Regions from separate parts of the Mus musculus genome. Here all the other regions are linked to region 2. The links are chromatin loops, found by intact Hi-C in ENCODE. Cell type or tissue: gastrocnemius. All regions are shown on one strand. Each heading gives the region's core, and the rest is flanking DNA. Links, peaks and the distances in the headings are about the cores only. Region 1 has its middle 7.8 kb from the start of Lipt1. Region 2 holds the start of Rev1 (REV1, DNA directed polymerase). Region 3 holds the start of Lipt1 (lipoyltransferase 1).

Region 1 (6,645 bases), core at 1,665-4,164, 270 kb after region 2:
TGTTAGCTAATTTACATATTCCCAAGATAATGGCAAAGTAAAGTATATAGAGAAGTATCTCTCTCTCTCTCTCTCTCTCTCTATATATATATATATATATACATATATATGTCACACAAACTTATCTATACATACATACATACATACATACATACATACATTCAGGGTTTCTCTGTGTAGCCTTAGCTGTCCAGGAACTTGTTCTGCAGACCAGGCTGACCTTAGACTCACAGAGATCCACCTGCCTCTGCCTCCTGAGTACTGGGATTAAAGGCATGCACTATCACTGCCCAGCATAGAACAATATGTTTTATAATGGAATGTTTTTTTAAAATATCAAACTTTCAGCAATAAAAAATACAATTCTAATTTTTATTGAAACGTATTTTTATTTTATGTGTATGAATGTTCTGCCTGCATGTATGTGTGCACTGTGTGCATGTAGTGCCTGTGGAGACCAGAAGAGGGCAGCAGACCCTTTGGAACTGGAATTAGAGGGTTGTGAGTCACCTTATGGATGCTGGGACTTGAATCTGGGTTCTGTAGAAGAGCAGCAGCCAGTGCTCTTAACCACTTCTCCAGCCCCAAGCTTGCTTGCTTGCTTGATTGCTTTCCCTTTTCCTTTTTCCTTTCCTTTCCTTTCCTTTCCTTTCCTTTCCTTCCCTTCCCTTTCCTTTTTCCTTTCCCTCCCCTCCCCTCCCTTTCCTTTTTCCCTTCCCTCCCCTCCCCTCCCCTCCCCTCCCCTCCCTTCCCCTTTCCTTTCTGTTTCTTCCTTTCTTTCTTTTTTTGACACTGGATCTCAGTGTCTGGCACAGAGCCTGGCACAGAGAACAGTTTTCAGATGAAGAATTGTGGCTAAGGTTAAATCCAACCAGGGGTGGTTTTTACAGGACAAACCTATAGTACACATAAAGTAATCAAAAAATTTAAAGCTAAAATTTACAAAGACCCCTCCCCAGGTAAAAATGACAGTCAATAAACGGGCTAATGAAATGGGCCATTCTCAAAAGAAGAAACATGTATGACCAGTAAATGTTCTGAAAAGTTCTGAACAGCATTAGCAATCAGGGAAATGCAAATTAGGGTTCTCCCTCACTCCAAATCAGAAGAGCCATCATCATGAAAACAAATTACAAGTGCTGGCAAGGATGCGATGAGTCCCTTTACAGTGCTGGAGGGCATGCAAACCGATGTGAACTCAGTGTGAAGACTTCTCAAAAACACAAAAAACAGAGCTACCTATGACTTAGTGTTACTGCTTCTGACACGCCCAGAGGTCTTCATACACTACCACAGGGACACTTGAACATTCATGTTTATTGCTGCGTTATTCACAATAGCCAGGAAATGGATCCAGCTTACACCGGAACAGATGAATCAATAATGGAAACATTATACATATACGATGGAACTTTACTCAACTATAATGGAAAATGAAGTCACGAAATCTGCAGAAAAATGGATTTGGAAATTATTTGAAACGAGATAATCCACACTCACGAAGTCAGATGCCATTATGTTCTTTTTTGCGTGCCGATTCTAACATATTAAGTAGGGGGTATATACGGGTGTGTGGGTACAGTTCATGAAACTGCAAGGTGAGGGGGAAAAGAGTGGTTTGGGGGTAACAGAACACTATGACAGGAAAGCAGAAGGGGACCACTGGAGTGAACCGGCAAAAGAGGGGGGATGGGAGAAAAGGCGCAGGAGAAACAACAGAAACAAATTCTGAACGCAAATGCCACAAGAAATCCCGTGTACTTTGTATACTAATAAAATAAGTAAAAACAGACAGGGTTAAAAAAAAAGCTTCTGGCTAAAGATGGGTAGAAGCGGTTACGCACTCACAAAGCAGTAAGACAAAATGTCTTTCATGCTAAACTGTAAGAAACAATGGTAGCATAGCGCGGTGCTCATTTCTTTCCATTTAAAAAGATTCAAGATGCCATTTTAACTTAGTTGGGTAGCCAAAAATACCACGTCGGATAAGAAAAGAAGGCTCAAATCTGCTCACTGGTAGGAGCCAAACTTGGGGTAAAAACTTTAGATACAGTATTTAACATCTCACAAGGTTTTATAGCCTTTCTCGGTTTTCATCGCCAGGCTTGCTAGAGAGGACTGGCATGTAGAGAAGAAATGTCAGCCTGGCGTAGGGGAGATGATTGCTGGGTCTGACATTTCCGAGGTCCATTCTGAGACTGGTGGCCAGGTGCCACGCTCACCCGGAAAGATCGGCTCCCGCCGGTAAGCTGCAACAGGGCACCCCACCTGAAGGCTCCCACAGCACAGCTTCCTGACCATTGCTGCGCACTGGAGCAGCTCTAGGGAGTAACCGCTTCCCTCAGCCAAGAACGCCTGGGGCTCCTGGGACCGCAGCAGTGGCTCAGCCCTGGGCAATAGCCTTCGCGCCTGCGCGGGCTAGAGGATGGTTACTAGGAGACCGGACGCAGGGGTCGGCCATCTCGGCGCTGCGTGGCCGTGCGCCTGCGCGGCACCGATGGGCCCGGAAAAGGCTTCCAGTCGGAGCCCTGAGAGGCGGGCCGGCGGCGGTCCACGTCGCTACGTGCTCGCTCGGGTGCGCGCGCACGATCCGTAGTCTCCGCGAGAGGGCGTGTCGAGACAGGTACGCGTGCGCACGGGTGCTAGGGCGCGCCGGACGGAAGTGGAGCGTAGGCGCCGGGGAGGTGGAAGAAGAGCCCCGCTCAGGTACAGAGCGTGAGGGCGGGGCGTCGGCCAGCCCGGAGCTAACCGCTCCCGCCCTCTTCCCGCTGCGCCACACGGAGCGCCTGCCTCCGCCGGGGCGGGGCCCAGGGAGCGGGAAGGAGGAGACTGGGGAGGAGACAGGGGCGGGAAGGAGGAGACTAGGGCGGAGGATGGAGGCCGGGGTGGGGCTGGATGTCCCGCTGAGGCGGAGGCCCCTCAGTGGCCGGGATGAGCTCCGGGGAGAACGACGGCCAGGGAGGTCGGGGGAGGGCTGCGGAGCTCCAGGGAGGAGTCGCGGAGGTGCGCTGGGCTAGAGAAGAGCCATCCCGGGGCGGCTGCAAGAGGGTGGGGAGAGCCTGACTGTGGCCCGGGTTGGGCATCGCTGCTTAGGCGGCTGCGTCGCGGACCTGCCGGGTGGGAATGGGTTCCAGGAGCAAAGCTTACCCTAGTTTCAGGGGAGTTCATGGTTGAGCCCAGTTCCTATGGTGACCGCTTCGCTGCCTGCCTCAGCTTGGTTGTTGGGGGACTGTTTTGCTTAGAGACACTGTGAGGTGAAGCTGTGGCATTTGGGAGCTCAGCCTGTCTATTCCTGAACCCCTCAGTCTCTCTTAATCTCTTCTTAATAGACTAGGAGGCAGGTGAAGGCAGAAATTGAGATTTTGCATGGAAAAAAAATCTCATAATCTCTTTATAGTTTATAGAAGAAAGGCAAGGTAGGCTGTCTTGTTTGAAAAAATTATTCAAGTCTGTCATGCACTTGATACCTAAAAAGTATATATGTACATAAGGATACATGTATTTGTATATATCTCTCAGTCAACGATTTAGACACTAAGAAAAATTTGCACAAGTGGCTGTTTTCTCTAAGCCCCTGTAAATCTATGTGACCTACGGTCTTTGTCATTTCAAATTTATTCTGGTTTTCAGGACTTCGAGTACATTTTGTTCACTTTCAGGAAATAAAGTCATAGTAATTTCGGAATAGAATAGGTTGTTAAGATAAAGGGACGTTATCGTATTTAACTGTGCTTCAAGAACAAACCAGTTGTATTTTAATTAAACAATAAACTAAGTTCTTCTGTCTTAATTATTGAGAAAGAAATAAGGTAAAATTACATTCATCAATATTCTTTGAAATTCCAAACCTCGATATTGTTTATTGGCAGTTTCAAAAACAGGTTTTACTTACTTTCCAAAGAAGAATCACTGTTGTAGTCCAGCTATAACCAGGCAAGGAGAGAGTCTCTGGGTTCTGCCTTATTTGTTTAAAAATAATTTGGTTTTAAAGTTTTCCATAAGTAGGGGCCATTAGAACAGGTGTTATTTATTCTCTCAGGCATCACATGCTCTTGCTCTTTGCTTGTTGCCCAGACTGACAATGTTAGGCATTCGGGCCATTAGAACAGGTGTTATTTATTCTCTCAGGCATCACATGCTCTTGCTCTTTGCTTGTTGCCCAGACTGACAATGTTAGGCATTCCCTTGCTTTTCCTAATAGTTTTATCATCTTATGTGAACACACAGCATACAGTCTGCCTTGTTATGGAACTTTATATAAGAGGAATTGTAACACGTGTTCTACAGCTTCTGTGCTTAACACTTAGAGATTGTAGCCTTATTGCTTCTAGGTACTTTGCTGGTTAGTGTTCCATTGTAAAGATATACCACGATTTACTGTTGGTGGACAGTAGGTTTTAAAATAACGGACAGGGTTATGGATATTAAAATATATGCATCTCATGTTTTGAGGAGAGGCGGTTGGAAAGGTAGTGCTTTTTGTTTTAGTTACACCATTAGTCTTAGTCTTAAGTTACTAATCCCTTTGGTCCAGAAAAGCCTTCAGAGAACAACTGACCCCTTTCTTGTGTTTCTAAGGTCTTGTTTCACTCTTCATTGAGGACATAAGTAATTTCTTTAGAGATTGGATTGTAGAAACGAGATGAGCTTGGAGCTTGAATTGGAATGACTGGAAAGATTTTGTTGTTGTTTACCTTAAGAAAAGTTTAAACTTTAATGACTTTTGTCCCTTCCCAACTTTTGCTGATATTTTTTAAACATATAATCTTAACTTCTATTTCACTGAAAAATTAAAGTCCCAGTAGATAGGAAGTTCCTCAGATTATACCCCTTAGTTAAAATTTCACTTACCTTTGCTTTTCTCATTCTTGTGTCAGAATACAGTATACCTACTACCTGGATTTCTTCATGTTATTCACCTTTTTGCCCTTCCACCAGTCAACATTAATTTATGTCTTCATTGTTTCTCTGCTGTAGGGCTTCATTGCCTGCAAATATTCTTAGGGAATTCTTTTCTTAAAAAAATTTTGTGTGTGTGTATGTGTGTGTGTGTGTGCGCGAGGAGGTCAAAGGACAACTTGTATGTATATTTATGTGTATGTGTGCTTGTACACTTGCTTGCCAGGGTATATGCTTGCCACAGTGCACATATGGAGATGAGAGGAGCCTGTGAGAGTTGGTTCTCTTCTTTCACTATATGGGTCCTTGGGGATCAAACTCAGATCACCAGGCTCAGGCACAGTGCCTTGATCAGTAAAGTTGTCTCAATGTTCCTGGCTTTGTGTATGCATGTGAGATATCATTCTTCAGAATGCTTAAGATCAGAAGTGTTGCTGTTTCAGAGTTTGGGGACTTTAGGATATTGTATGTACATAAAGCTTCCCAGGAATGGGACCAAATCTAAACAGAAAATTTATGTTTCATATGAACTTTATATTCATGGCCTGAAGGTAATTTTCTGTAACTCTTTTGGTCTACTGGGGTTTTGACTATGGCCATTCTTGCAAGGTCAAGTATGGAATTTTCCATTTGTAGCTTCATGCTGTTTGTTACTCAGAACATTTTTGAATTGTGGAGATTTAAGGTTTGAGTTTTCAGACTAAGGCTAAGCAGACTTTTATTTGCATTTCTTGAGAGACGAAGCCCATGCTTGATTCTGGAAGGGGTCTCGTGGAAAGAAGGAAGCATACTTTTCTGCTTTTGGCAGTGAACCTTCTACAGCCTTAGTCTTCCTTAACTTTTATTCTGCCTCTTTGGCTCTTGCAGCTATGCCGATTAAAAGCTTACATTTTATATTTTGATTTTAATCATTCATTAAATGGTTTATTAATCATTTATTATTTAATTCATTTATTAGTCCTCTTCAGGTTTACTTTCATTCCTCCACAGAGGCTGCTTTGTTTAATTAAACTTCATTATTTTAAAAATGTTTTATTAACTCTAAAAATTTACTCATTGAGTAAATACAAATGTTCTATACAGAAACTCTGGTAGACTTTTTTTCAAACATAGCAACCAGACAACAGCCTAGACATCTTGGACTTTATATCCCAGTAGAAGAAAGTAGACAGCAAACAGGGAAACAGACAGATAATATGATTTCAAGTAGGGACAAGTGCACTGGCTTGAGTGGAGGGTGACTGAGAGAGAACCTGCTTTAAAAAGGAAATTGAGGGAGAAAAGACAAAGTACTGAGGTTGAACAGACTTCAGACAGGTAAGAGGCTGAGGAGAGAATGTTCCTGGTAGGGAAAAGTGGAAGGAGGGCATGAAGTCGACTGAAAATGGAACATGTCTTAGCTCATGTGCATTGATATAACAACACACTGTACGCTTGGTAGATTGTAAGCAACAGATATTTAACCCTAACAGTTCTGGAAACTGAGAATTCTAAGATCTCATCTGGTGGAGGATCTTTTCCAGGTACATAGATATCTTATTGTTGTTTCCTCATGGTATAAAGTATGAGAGGATCCTGGGGCCTCTTCTATAAAGTTAATTAATCATGACTTAGTTTATTTTTTGGTGCTAGGAACTGACTCCAGGGTTTTAGGAATGTTAAGCGTGTGTTCTACCAACTGGCTCCTGCACCTCTCAGTGCCATCATTCTGGGCATAAGACTTTCATCATAGTAACTTGAGGGATA
Region 2 (6,645 bases), core at 1,742-4,241:
TCTCTGCTCTGGCCCTTCATATAGTTGATCTTCTCCTTTACAATGACTTCATCCTCCATCCTGTATCTATAGCGAGGCTTTCTCAGACCCACCTGCACTGTAAATAATGACATGAAGTCTTCTAGGCAGTTTAAAGCTTAGGCCTTTTGCTTGGGCCATCTTCCAGCTAGCTTATCTAATTTAACTGGACTACGTGCCAACGATCTGCCACGTGACTGGCTGCAGCTTTGCTTTCTTTCCCTTTATCATTGTCTTTGCCTGGAAGTTCCACCCCCTACTTCCTGCCCAGCTATTGGCTGTCAGCTCTTTATTACAACCAATCAGCATTGAGATAACCTCTGATAACAATTCTAGATTGCCTCTAGGTTGCCCGACCTTCAAGTATCTGAACAGGTGTGGAATTTATATACTTAGGAATATAAGGCCGGTGATGGGCCACGGAAATGACATTAGCGATATCCTGCCAGCATTTAGCCTTCTGCCAGTACAGAATTAGCTGAAAATACAAAGACACACCTTTACACAAAGTGAAGAAAAGTTACTCCAACAATCATCACACGCTAGTGCCTAACTCAAAATCCTTTGAAAGGTTTCTTACCACCCACCAACCAGAATTATCATTTGACTAATCCCACCACCCCAGGCAAGTCCCTTTTCTTCCTCGGCTTAGGTTCCGTGTTGAGTCAATATAACTCTGCTGCCTCTGCCACCAACATCTTTGTCTCTTTCTCCTTTCATTGTAGTGTTTGGCAAAACCCATGTCCTGGCTAACCTGGACTATGACAAGACCTCAGTGCCTCTCACAGCTGCAGAGTGACAGATCACCATACTTCACAGAACTCTTCATTCTCCCATCCTCCATTTGCCTTCCTAGCCTATGCCACTCTCGGCTTCATGTTTCACAGTTTCTAGAATGTTCCCTGGTCTCCGTTCCTCGCCCATGTGGCTCCGGTGTTTCCCTAACAGAACCAACCTCTCAGTCCGTACTGCAACTTTCCTCGCAGGTTCCCACTGTGCCTGCAAGATTGCCCTCAGATGGTAGCCCTGAGCCTAGCCTGCAGCTGTTGCCTCTCACCACACTAAAAGCTTTTTAAAGACAGGAAATCAATATGTTTGGCCACGGGCATACAGGGTGTACCATATGACTGATTACTCGTTGGGTCACAATGAATGTTGTGAACTGTGTTGGTTAAATACGAACCTGAATGTATGTTTGAGAGTGTTAAGTCCTGGCAAACCAACTCTGCTTTCAACACCCTCCGTTCACGTGGGCTTGAGCCACGCCCTCTTATTATTTCATCTGTCAGCATAATGGATGGAATGCTTTGTAATAATAAGCACTACCTGGCCATGTAAGTCACTGTGAACAGACCACTGTCAGGGGTTCCAGAACAAACTTTAAAAGTATATATATATGGAATTTACTGCCAGAGGCCAAGTGAATGTGTAGCAGAATTCATGTCCTTTTATTCATAACCCTAAAAGGGCCATTGACCTGCATTCTTACGGGCTTCTTAAGGTGTCAGAAATGATTAAATTTTTTTAAAAAATCAATTTTAATGAAGCTTAGGAAAGGAGTGAAAAGGTACAGCTCCCCCAAGGATTCCCAAGTGTGGGGCCCAGATGGGTCATCTTAGGTGCTGTCTCCAAAGCCTAGCTCGCCTTCGATAAGGAAAAATATAGACTTTATAAAAATAAATAGATGGGCAAGTGAATCTTGACAATAAAGTTAAAATAAGAACTTTCTGAAGTAGATAAAAATAAACCCTGGGCAAACTTGTTCGTAACACAGACTCTAGAATTTATCTACCGTTTATTTCTTCTCGCCTCTCGGTTCTGTTTGTTTTACAGAGAAAGACATCTTCTTTCCACTTTCTTTCAACTTGACACAAGCTAGGGTCATCTGGGAAGAGGGAACATCAACTGAGAAAACACCTCTATCAGAATCGGCCTGTGGACAAGTCTGTGGGACAGATGATTGATGTGGGATGGGCCAGCCCACTGTGGGCGGTGCCCACCCTGGGTGGGTGGCCTTAGTTGTATCAGGAATAGAGGAGCAAGCCATTAGAGGCAAGCCAGTGAAGTGAGCAGGGCTCCTGAGTGGTCTCTGCTTCAGTTCCTGCATCCAGGTTCTGTCCTGACTTCCCTTCCCCGTGGGTTGTAAACTGTAAGGTGAGATAGGCCCTTTCCTCCTTAAGTTGTTTTTTTGGTAATAATGTTTGTTGCAGCAAAAGAAAGCAAACGAGGATGGGACAGTTTGTTTATTTGCTTGAGAAAAATACAGAAAAAGTAATCTTTGATTATGAAAGAAGAGGAAAAGTATTCACAAGTTATTTTTCAGTCTCAAAAATAAAGTTTTGGTGTTTTTCTCATTGGAAATAACTGCTGTGTAGAGACAGTTTTTCAAAACTCCTCACAAGCCTCATTTCCCGCCCAGCGGTATTTCCGAACACAAGCTGGTGGTGTTGCAGCTCGTTCTGAAACTCCTGCAGTTACACTGTATCTAGCTCTTCAATTGTGGGTCCAGAGAAACAGAGCTGGGAGGGAATACTGAAGTTGAATTCATAAAGGAGAGCGAGCAAGTGGAGCAAAGGGGGAGAGGTTAAAATCGAGACAGATATATATATTTCCCATGTACATATACATACACAGAAAGAGAGAGAGAGATTTCGATTATCTCCTGTCTCTCTGGGAAAGGAACCTCAGGTTTGCAAAGTCAGTTTTAAAAAGAGTACTACTGTTTTCTAAGTGCCTGCAAACTCCTTTCAAAAGTCTTAAGGTGGGGAAGGAACAAAAGTGTTCAGTCTAGGGCGAGGAGTTGGTTGGCTTAATGTTTGAGCATTCCAACAATAAAGACTATCACAATAACCATGCAGTCTCCCATTGAACAGACACTACAGAGGCGGGGGAAATGGGCCTTAAGAGACTGTTTTTTTTCTTTTTTGCTAGGTGTATTTAACATCCACGAATAAATTGTGTAGCTGCTGGTTTTTTGTTTTTGTTTGTTTGTTTTTAACCATCACAAGGGAAAGCAATTTTCTTCAGGTCTGTGTGTTGCAAGTGGGAAAGGCAGGTAGAGCACAGGACCGGCAGTGGTAAGATTGTGAGGGACGTCGTGTCTGGACACAGCCTAGCTGGCTGCCAGCAAGTGACCTGGCATTCCCGCAGACCCGTGTGGGCCGCGGTTCTCCGCTCGCCGACCGAGCATGTGCTAGCCTGTGAGCGTCCTGGCCGCCGCTAGGTGGCGCCGCACATCAATCGGAGCGCGGTGCGGCGACGCGTTTCGCGCCTCGGCCGACCCTGCGCGGTCGTCTACCCGGTTAGTCCCGGCACCCGCGCCCTCCGCGGCGGCTGGGGAGCCCGGGCGGGGCGGGGCGGGGCGGGGCACGGCGGGGCGCGGCTGCGCGTCGCTGCAGCACCATTAGCTAGCCGGCCCCGGCGGGAGGCAGCGTGGTGATGCGGCGGGTCCCGCGCCACCTCCGCCCAGCCAGCCGCACGGTCACGTGCAGCCGAGGCGCTGCTCTCCACCCCCCCTCCCCGCGGGCGCCGGCGCGAGAGGAGGGCGGGGCCGGGGTCGCCTCGGGCCGGGCGCGAGCAGCGCGCGTGCGCCGCGCCCGGTGAGTGCGTGCGGGGCCGGGCCAGCGGGCCGCGGTGTGGATGGGAGGGGGAGCCGGGCGCGCGCCAGAGGAGCGGCGGGGGAGGGGCGGAGCTGCCGCGGAGGCGCGAGGCGGGCGCAGCGACTGAGGGAGCGTGGGCCGCGGTGCGGTGCGGTGCGGCTGGGCGGCCGCCTGACCGGTTGCCTTCCCCGGCGTTCCCCTCAGCCGCGGGGAGGACACTGAACGACGGCGGCGCCCGCGAGGCCCGAGGAAGCGGCTGGGCCCGGGCATGGTGGCCTGGGGCGGCGCGGAAGGTGAGCGACCCCCGGGCCGGCGGGTGGGGGAGGGGTACCGAGCCTCCGCCGTCCCCGCCTCCGCCGCACGAGCGGCCCGAGGCGCCGAGGCCGGGGGCTCGCGGTGCTGCCGCGAGGCCTCCTGCCTGCCGCGCCGCGTCGCCCCTGCGCCTCCGGCCGCCGGGTTATGTAACGCGTGACCTCCCGTTCCCGCTCCACACCCGGCGCTCCGTCGCGCGCCGATCGGGGCGCCCGCGGCCCTGCCTCCGAGTCCCGCCGCTGGCGTCGCAAGTCACCGGTTCCTCCTGCGCCGGCGCCTGGCCGGCCATTCATTCCCTCGCGCGTTCGAGTGTCCGCTCCGCCAGCGTTTGCAGAACGTGGCAGGGGGCACCCGGGGCCCGCGCCGCGGGTCTTCGCTCGTCCCCGGTGCATCGGCTTCTCCCCTCTGCCTTGCTCTTAGGCATCCCGGAGGCAGTGTTTCTCTCACTCCTTTTCCCTTGTCACTTATCTGTCCCCTTCATGTGCAGGACACCTGTCCCCAAGTGTTTGTACAGGTGCTCAGTTCACACTTGGGTGTGCTGTTATAATAACAGTCGGGGTGCACCGAGGGGGCACTTGTTTGTTTGGAGACTCTTCCTGTCCCGGGTTTGCAAAGCCCGGACTTTCCTGTAGTATCGTTCCTTGATTGTTTAAAAAAACACTACAGGTGATACATGCCTAGGATTTCACCGTGTGTTTTTTGGTGTTTCTTGGGTATAAAGTAGAAATGGTATGTAGATAAAAACAAGAGACCTCATAAAAAGGATTTGTAACTATTAAGGGCTATGTAACAGCTCTTAAATTATTTGCTTGGTCTCTGGCTTCTCTAGTACCTGTTCTTCCTTTACGTAGAGTAATAATACCACAATCTTGTTCCTATGGAGTGCGCATTAGCTCAGCTTAGCAAGACTCCATAAGTTTGCTTTCCCATATTGACCGGGCTTTGCCCAGGCAAATGCTGCTAGAATACCCTTCCGGCCCTTCCAGTGCTACCTGTGATGGACACTTGGAAGCTTACCTGGAGCTCTCCATCCAGGACTTCAGTCTGCACGAGTGCACTCGTTCATTGCTTAGACTACTTACTTGCCATTTTTCTTGAATTTCTGTTTTCTTGTTTGTGTCTTGTAGGTCCTTTGAGGTCAGTATGTACCAAAATCGTGTATCTTGTCATGAAACTTTACTCCTTTTTATGGTAAATAATGCATATTTGTTCATTTTCTTAAGGGTGGGAATCACTTTTAACATTAAATCTCTATGTCATCTCAGGTAGAAAAATACACATTTTCAAAATTAATGTGCTGAAATACGTAACTCCACTTCTTTAACACTGAAAACCAAGATTCTAAATGGAAAGGAAGGAAAGCCTGTTCCCAACAACCAGTCACAGTAAATACATTCCAGAGGCTACATAGACCTATATTTAACAAACATACTGTATCCAATGGCATGTGAAGTGGAGAGATCAAAGCATTTACATATGGGCTTGAAATTTGCCTCTGCTAGTTGGACAAGCTTTTCATTCATATTTGGAAGACATTTTCCAGTTTGGGTAGCCGACTAATAAATTAGTTCTTAAGTGAAAGGCATTTAATAAGACTATGAAACTACAGGTACTAGGTAAGTGTTTTCTGTAGCATACTCTTGTAGCTGTGTACTAAATAGGGCCTGATATGCTGGAGAGAGACCATGAGAAGAAAACTAATCACCGGAGACCTTAGGTGCCTGCTGTCTACTAGAGAACAGATCCTGAGGGCTGGCAGATTCTTAGTGTTTTATTAGAATGAAAGGGATTGTAAATCATAGTATGAACCAGGCTCCGTTCATCTCAGATGTCGGTAGGCAGAGGCTGGGGTATCTCTGGTAGTTTGAAGCCAACATGATCTACATAGTGAGGTGCAGACCAGTTAGGGCCTGCATAGTTAAGACTCCATCAGAAATAAAAACCAAAGTAAATCATAGGGCAAGTTAAACAGAATGAAAAACAAACAACCAAAAAATACTTTTTACTTCTTTTCTTGTAACAACAGTGCTAACTGAAACTTTAATGTGGATATTAATAGACATTTAAAAATTTTAATTTTCTTTGAACTTTCTGTAGTTAAAATCCTCCAAAAGCTCTGGGTTACATATGGAGTTTGAACCTAAGCTCCTCCCTGCCATCAGGGCAGCTGTCAACTTAACCTTAGCCTTACCCCATGACTCTCACTCACTATTGGATTTCAGGATCCAGGCAGATATGCAGGACACCTCTTCTGACTGGTGGTAGCTGTTCTTGTCTTCTAGTGCTGTTCTTTACTTGAGGGAACTTTTCCTAGTCTCTAAAATAGAAGCAAGTCTCCTTTTGTTACTTGACTCTTTTGTTTGCTTTTACATTAAATATTTTTTCTCCTTTGTATTTATGATCAGATATACTTTTCACTTGTTAATTATTCCCTTTAGATTTGTTGGTTCTCTCTTCCTAACTACAGGGTGGAGATCTTATTAGATTTATTCGTAATTTTATCCCTAGTACTTAGAACTGTGCCTGGAACCTAATAGGCTCTTTGTAAAAATTTTTAACAATAATTGCTGTAGTTGATTTGAACACTTGACATCTTCAGTCCATATCCTGTCTGCTCCCATTTACTGATTGCATGACCCTGGACCAGTTAATGACTTCTGGTGCTTCATGTTATTCAGCTGTATATGACGACTAGAGTATTACCTACTTCATAGCA
Region 3 (6,645 bases), core at 2,795-5,294, 260 kb after region 2:
TGAAACGTGGTGTCCACGGTAAACTTGGGAGTCCTGCCGTATACCCACTCCCAACTTTGCAGTTCCTTGACTTTGCGGTTTATTCCAGGGAACATCGTCTCATCTGCAGGGTTTATTAGGTTGACGTGACCATCAACTTGATGATGCGCCGCGTACTCTGCAGCCACCGCACTCATCAGAACTTCACAGGTCAGCGTGGAATCTCTTTCCAGAAGGTTTTTGACAGCGGAAGGGATGCTGGGAGTGGCGTTGCTCTTTATCCCGCAGTACGGGCTCTTCAGCGAAGAAGACAGAGCTGTCCGGTTGGTGCTGCATAGCAAGGTGCAGTGGTGGTACGCGGCAGTCCGGCCGATCTTTGATGCGGTTCCTGAGATTTTAAACTGCCCGTCGAGTAGCAGGTCAAACTTTTTGGTAGGCTGCACATCCAGCTGGGGTTGGACAGCATTCAGAGCTCTCACGATTAGTTTCAGATTTTCCATTCTGTCATACTTGGTTTTGGTGGTAAAGAAGGTGAGGTTGATGTTACCCATGTCGTGGTACACGGCTCCTCCTCCACTCTTCCTCCGAGCCAGTTTGATTCCTTCCTGTCTCATCAGATGGAGGTTACATTCCTGCCACGGATTCTGATGCCTGCCGATGACGACAGAAGGAGAATTTCTCCAAAGGAAAAGAATCGGCTTGCCTTCTAGATGTATGTGGTCGTGGATCCAGTCTTCAAAAGCCAGATTTTCATATACATCATTGGAGATCGACTGTAAAATGAGCCCATGTGTGGGTGGGCTTTTAAAGCCAGCTGCTGGGACCTTGTGCTGACAAAGTAATCGGAAGCAATTCTTCATTGAAAGTGGAATTAGCATGCTTTTAAAAAAACAAGACAAAATAAGATAAGTTAATTCAATAAAAAAAGAAAATCAAATTATATTCTTTGGCTATTTGGTAATTATACAAAACTTATCAAAGGGTCCAGACCTTCTTTTCATCTTTACCCTTAGTCTTTGGTGGCTCTTTAATAGAGTGACCAATGGAAAGCAATGAAGATAAGCTTTAGATAATTTCAACTAAACTGAAGTCAATGATATGGAGTAAACACATTAAGTAATGTATAGCAAAGCCAAATAAATTAGTTTGAATTCACAATATATTTTCATTGAGGAAAAAAAATAGATTAGCAAAAGAAAGAATCCAGAATCCTACTACCTGGAGATAGTTAATTAACATTTTAGTATAAATAACCGTTATTGCTTCTGTTCTTATGTATATACCTTTACACACACACATGTCCCCCTGATTGTGTAATGGTACTGCTAGTTCTATCATTTTCTGCCCCCCTGAGATGAGACTTTACTATGTTACCCATCTGACCTTGAATCCCTGGGTTCAAATAGTCCTTTTGCCCTAGCTTTAACTAGAATATAGACATACACTGCCATTCTGGCTTTCACTTATTAAATTTATTTTTGTCTGTGTCTCTGTGTATGTGTTTGAGCACACATTTGTGCATGCACAGGTCAGAGGTCAATGTCCAAGAGTCCTCTCACTCTCTACTATATTCTTTGAGGCAGGGTCTCTTACTCAACCTGAAGCTTAGTGGTTTTCTGGGCTCACTGGCCTAAGGTCCTCTTCTTGGGTGATCCAAGGGAGAAACATCAAGGATTAGGTGTCATGACGTCTCGGATACTAATAAACTAGAATGTGCCCATTGAAGTTGGGATTTGAAAAAGACCTTGTGACATCCTCTCCTAAGGTGACAATAGTCACACTTATTAACATATATAGAGGTTCAGGTAAAATAGTTGCTTTTACATTTTAATGCTTGCTTTGCAACTAACTGAATAGCTTTAGACCGGTAGTTTAATCTCTATCTGATCCAGTTGCCTTTAACTGAATTCAAGAGCACATGAGATGAACCTAAATAATTGTGATTTCAAGGTCTTCTCTTCCAATCCATTTTTTTTTTTGACAGTTTAACATGTCTTCTTTCAAGTGTACAAGGATTCCTAAAAGATATGTCAAACTGGAGTTTACCTTGATACATTAACTATGGTCCACAATTAACCAGCCAATGGCTGACAGAGTCTGCAGTAACTATAAGGCATGCTTTGTCCTTGACAGTTGGGATTCATCAGTGAACTACATAAAGGTGACAAGAGTCACAGGGAAGGGAGACACATTGCCAGAATAAAGACTGTAAATCTGTGTGAGTCATGTTTAAATAGGACTACTAAAATAGTTACACGTGAGTCATTTTAAGGAGTTAAACTAAATGATTATTATGTATCGTATCACAAATTATTTTAGTTATCAGAACACAATCTCCCCACCCTCAGACACGATGAGTGTGTAGCCCTGGATCTCCTGAAACTACCTCTGTAGACCAGGCTGACCTTGAGCTCACAGAGATCTATTTGCCTCTGCCTCTGGGTTGAAGGCCTGACATACCTTCTGAGACAGACTGTAGCTGACAGACAAAATGAAACAATCTAACTTTTGAAAACCTGGTAGAATTCTGTTTCTACAGTGTTACTTTGCATAGCGACCCACACCCATATTTTACTTTTTTAAATGAAAAACTTTTTATACAATGCATTTTGATCACGTTCCTTCCTCTCCCCGTTTTTTTCAGATCCCACCACCTCCCTATCCACCCAACTTTATGTTCTTTCTTTAAAAAACCAAAACCTATGAAAACTAAAGTCAAAATAAGTAAAAGATCAACGAGACAAGACCAAAAAAGAAAAAAAAAAAAAAGCCCGTGGAGTTTGTTTTGTGTTGGCCACCTACTCCTCTGTAGGCGCCTGGGCTAGGATGTGGTTGATATACCCAACTACACTCTATTTTAACAGCTTTAGCTGAGCAAGGGATGGAACTCACTCAGTCTAGGTTTGAACTGTACCGCCGAGCAATCCACCCCCAGCTCTCTGCTTTCATCTTCATTACTGGTGTTATAATTATTTCCTCAGGAGGCTCTTACTTCCATGCTCTGGGAGACACTTCTGCAACTGCCAACACATGCTTCTCCCTGACAGAGTGTAAAGCAAGACCTAACTACAGGCCTACCTTCCTCACAAGGCCTTACCAAAACTATTTGCTATCCTCCTAATAACGCGATCCAAACCTGGAAGTGATTACGAACTTTTAAGCAAGCTTTACTCTTCGGGAGCAGGCACGCGACTAGCACTGAATGTCTTGTTTAGTTTACCCTACGCCGTATTAGAAATCAACTGTTCCCAATAATGAAATTACGTCCGGAGCACCAGGTGTAATCTGCAGAGCTTTCAGAACCAATAGGAGGGGCCCATGGGACGCACGCGTGCTCTCCGCAGCACCCACTCCTGCTCAGCGTGTGCCTCCACAACCCGCAAAGAATTCACTGGAACTGCTTCCGGCTTCACTCACCTGCCACTTCCGGTCGCGCCCGCAGCAGCTTTTTCTGCAAATTAAAACTCAATCAACCCACGTGGAACCCAGAACACTCAGCCCTCTAGACGCAGTTGCTGGGGAGTCCTCCCCAGCCCCGCCCAAGAGACCCGCCCTCAAGAGGCCACGCCCCCGTAAAGCTCGCCCCCTGGATAAGCCACACCCCCAGGAGGTCGTGGCTAAGCCTGAAATAGAAGCAAATATTTTTAAGGTTATTTCCTTCAGGCCAATGCATTTAGAACTAGATTCATTGAAAGGACAAAGTCCACTTACCAAAATATGTAAAGACGAGCTGGGTGATTCCTATGCTGGTTTCTTTCAGCAAGAGTTGGCTAAACTGTGTGGTCCAAAATGGTCTGTTCACACTCAGGAGGTGCTGTCTAGCTGCTGGGGCGGTTCGATTCAAGGCACTTGGAAGCGCTTCAACCGCATTCCTATGGCCCCAGGAACAACAAAGCCAGACTAGAGTTAAGGAATGAGATCACGGACCCACTTCTTGATGAGCAGAGCCCAAAGAATTTGTGGTCATTCCTCGCTCTTCCACAGAAACCAGTCTCTCCTCCTTCAGTTAGAATGGAAGCCTCTCCAGCCTTGCCTCCTGGTACTGCTAACGCAGTAAATGAGCAGAGTTAATTCAGGGTATATAAATTAGCTGCACCACAGACAGGACTCCTGTCTGTTACTGCAACTTTGATGAGATCAGTCTTCAGCTGGATGGTATTATGAGGGTGGGAAGGGATACTTTTCCATTCGTCATTGTAGGAATTTTGCTAGTTATCAAAATAGCCCCACATTGTGTTGCCCTTAGTAGGGCTCCTAAATTAGTAGTCTGCTTCTATATTGTATTCTTTGAAATCTGAGAAGGGACAGTTTTTTTCTGTTGTTGTTGTTCTGTTTTGTTTTTGTTTTTTGTTTTGTTTTGTTTTAATTTCCTTCAATGACCTTCCTTCATTCTCCACTGTCTGCTCTAAGATGTCTGTCTTTGGACCAGTTATCCTCTTTTTCTACTTCTTCAGCTTCTCCACTGGAATGTCCAATAACACTCTAACCTGCTTTATAGTCCTCTGGTGATGGCAATTCTCCTTTCCTGCATTTTATTCTGTCTCCTCCCCCGCTCCCAATCCCCAAGACAGGGTTTCTCTGTGTAGCCCTGGCTGTTCTGGAACTCATTTTGTAGACCAGGCTGGCCTTGAATGCACAGAGATCCACCTGCCTCTGCTTCTGGAGTGCTGAAATTAAAAGTGTGCTCCACCATGCCTGGCTCTGTCTGCTCTTCTTAAAACTTCTATTTGAGTGTGAGTTAGGGTCTCCCCCTGTAAGGCAGGCTTGCCTGGAACTCGCTATGTGGACCAGACTGGCCTCACAGAGAGCTTTCTGCCTCTGCCTTCCAAGTGCTGGGATTAAAGGTATTAGCATGGGCTTCTTTCATTTAATCACCATATTAAGGCTGAGATAACACACATTATACAGCAAATCAATCTGTATGTATGTATGTATGTATGTATGTATGTTACAAAATGTATTAGTCAGGGTTCTCTAGAGTCAGAGAACTTATAGTCTGTCTCTCTATAGTAAGGAAATCTATTATGATGACTTACAGTCTGTAGTCCAACTCCCCAACAACGATCAGCTGTGAATGGGAAGTCCAAGGATCTAGTAGCTGCTTAGTCCCACAAGGCTAGTAGATTCAAACAGTTGTGTTGGCAAGTAAACACAAGCAGGCAAAGAGAAGCGAATCTTCCTTCTTCAAATGTCCTTATGTAGGTCTCCAGCATGAGGTGTGGTGCAGATTAAAGGTGTGTACCACCACACCTGGATCTGGGACTTGTTTTGTCCCAGGCTGACCTTGAACTCAAGAGATCTCCTTGCCTTAGTCTCCTGGGATTCGTAACCACTATGCCTCAAGATCTCCATGCCAAGATCCAGGTCAGAAACTCATATCTCCCAGCCTCACAATGTGGATCACAGGTGAGCCTTCCAATTCTGGATTGTAGTTCATTCCAGATATAGTTAAGTTGACAACCAGGAATAGCCAGTACATAGAATGACTACAAAGGGTTAAAGAAACAAGGCGTTTTAGGTCATTTCAAAGAGACCTGAGAGTCCAAAGCTAGAAACTGACAAAAAGGCAAAGGAGCTGTCAGATACAAAGCCAGCTTAAGTTTTTTTAAAGGGATGTGGCTACTGCTACAGAGTCAGGCTACGGGGTCAGAGTTGAGCTGCACAGTTGAGTCCAGCTGCAGAGGTGAAAGGGCAGGACCTGGTCCATAAGAACAAATAGGTGGACAGATAGATGCAGATCTAGGTAAGCAAACAGCCAGGCAGATGGTAATTTGAGTAGCCTGTGTTAACAAGCTGGGACAAGGCAGAGCAGAAGCCCCTGGGAGAGCTGGGAGTTGTCAAGTTCTCCCACAGTCCCACACCGGATGGTTAGTGGGGCCGTCGATCAGTATTACAGTCATAGTCTCTGCCGTCTGTGGGGTCCGAGTTCCATGGCCTATGTATCTAATATGTTCTCAGGCACAGTTTTCCTGGTGTTTCATTACGTTTTTACTTAATTTTTTACGTGTGTATGCCATGGAGGTCAGAGGGCAACATGCAGGAGTTGGCTCTATCTATCAGATGGGTTCTGAGGATCAAACTCAAATTGATCAGGCTTGGTGGCATGTGTCTTATTTGCTGGGCCCACCTTACAGTCCTCTGATATAATTTCAATACAGTTGTGTGCTCTTATCAAACCAGTTCACCTTGATATGTCTATAGGGTGGCTGGCTCCCTGCCTACTCCCAGGAATAAGTCATTTCTTAGTCTGTGCTTCCAAGGGTGCAAGAAAGATGGTATAGATCATATGCTCACTCAAATGCAGTCAACTCCCTAAAGGAGTCAAAGTTGCATATAAAATGGAGTCTCTCAGGACAAATCAGTCTTGGGGGGAAAAAACCCCACCACCACAGTTTTACACAATATGGTGTAATAGAGAGCAGGACTTAAGAGCATTCGAATTAAAAACTGAGCACCATCTCATTGTTGAAAACTCGATCTATCTAAAACTCCAGTAGTGAGTTCTCTCATCCCTCTGGGAAACCTCAATGCATCTACCCGCCTCCTTTTCTTGGTCACATCTCACATCTGCCCCTCACTATATCCTGCTCTGCTTCGTTGGGACCACGACTGTCATTAGCTGTCTGGATAACCACTTAACTGAAGTTATGCCACCTCCAGAGAAGC

Evidence for each region. A loop is a pair of places that touch in the nucleus more often than their neighbours do. Peaks named below come from ENCODE experiments on the same cell type or tissue, not always from the same donor. Only the 100,000 strongest peaks of a DNase experiment are listed, where the experiment ranks them.
Region 1: a loop joins it to region 2, with 5 times the contacts of the local background. A loop is called at or near these places in 4 of 42 quality-filtered maps.
Region 3: a loop joins it to region 2, with 4 times the contacts of the local background. A loop is called at or near these places in 4 of 42 quality-filtered maps.

Annotation. Positions count from the first base shown.
Region 1 is chr1:37,861,084-37,867,728 of GRCm38, reverse strand. It overlaps a transcript of Tsga10 not described here. Among named protein-coding and RNA genes, the nearest start is that of Lipt1, 7.8 kb to the left of the region's middle. In gastrocnemius, for the core only: a CTCF peak has its summit at 2,612; a DNase peak (open chromatin) is centred at 2,595; H3K4me3 peaks cover 2,051 bases; H3K27ac peaks cover 1,983 bases.
Region 2 is chr1:38,126,727-38,133,371 of GRCm38, reverse strand. It overlaps Rev1 (REV1, DNA directed polymerase), which reads left to right and starts at 3,706. Exons shown (of 23, transcript NM_019570.4): 1 at 3,706-3,910. Gm5099 (predicted gene 5099) reads right to left here and starts at 1,289. Exons shown (of 6, transcript NR_151587.1): 1 at 1,202-1,289. In gastrocnemius, for the core only: a CTCF peak has its summit at 3,222 (motif pointing right); DNase peaks (open chromatin) are centred at 2,062, 3,484 and 4,154; H3K4me3 peaks cover 1,485 bases; H3K27ac peaks cover 1,844 bases.
Region 3 is chr1:37,869,077-37,875,721 of GRCm38, reverse strand. It overlaps Lipt1 (lipoyltransferase 1), which reads right to left and starts at 3,503. Exons shown (of 2, transcript NM_001037918.4): 1 at 3,397-3,503; 2 at 1-858. The coding sequence starts at 857. It also overlaps a transcript of Mitd1 not described here. In gastrocnemius, for the core only: no CTCF peak of the experiment used is centred there; DNase peaks (open chromatin) are centred at 3,492 and 3,811; H3K4me3 peaks cover 1,408 bases; H3K27ac peaks cover 1,489 bases.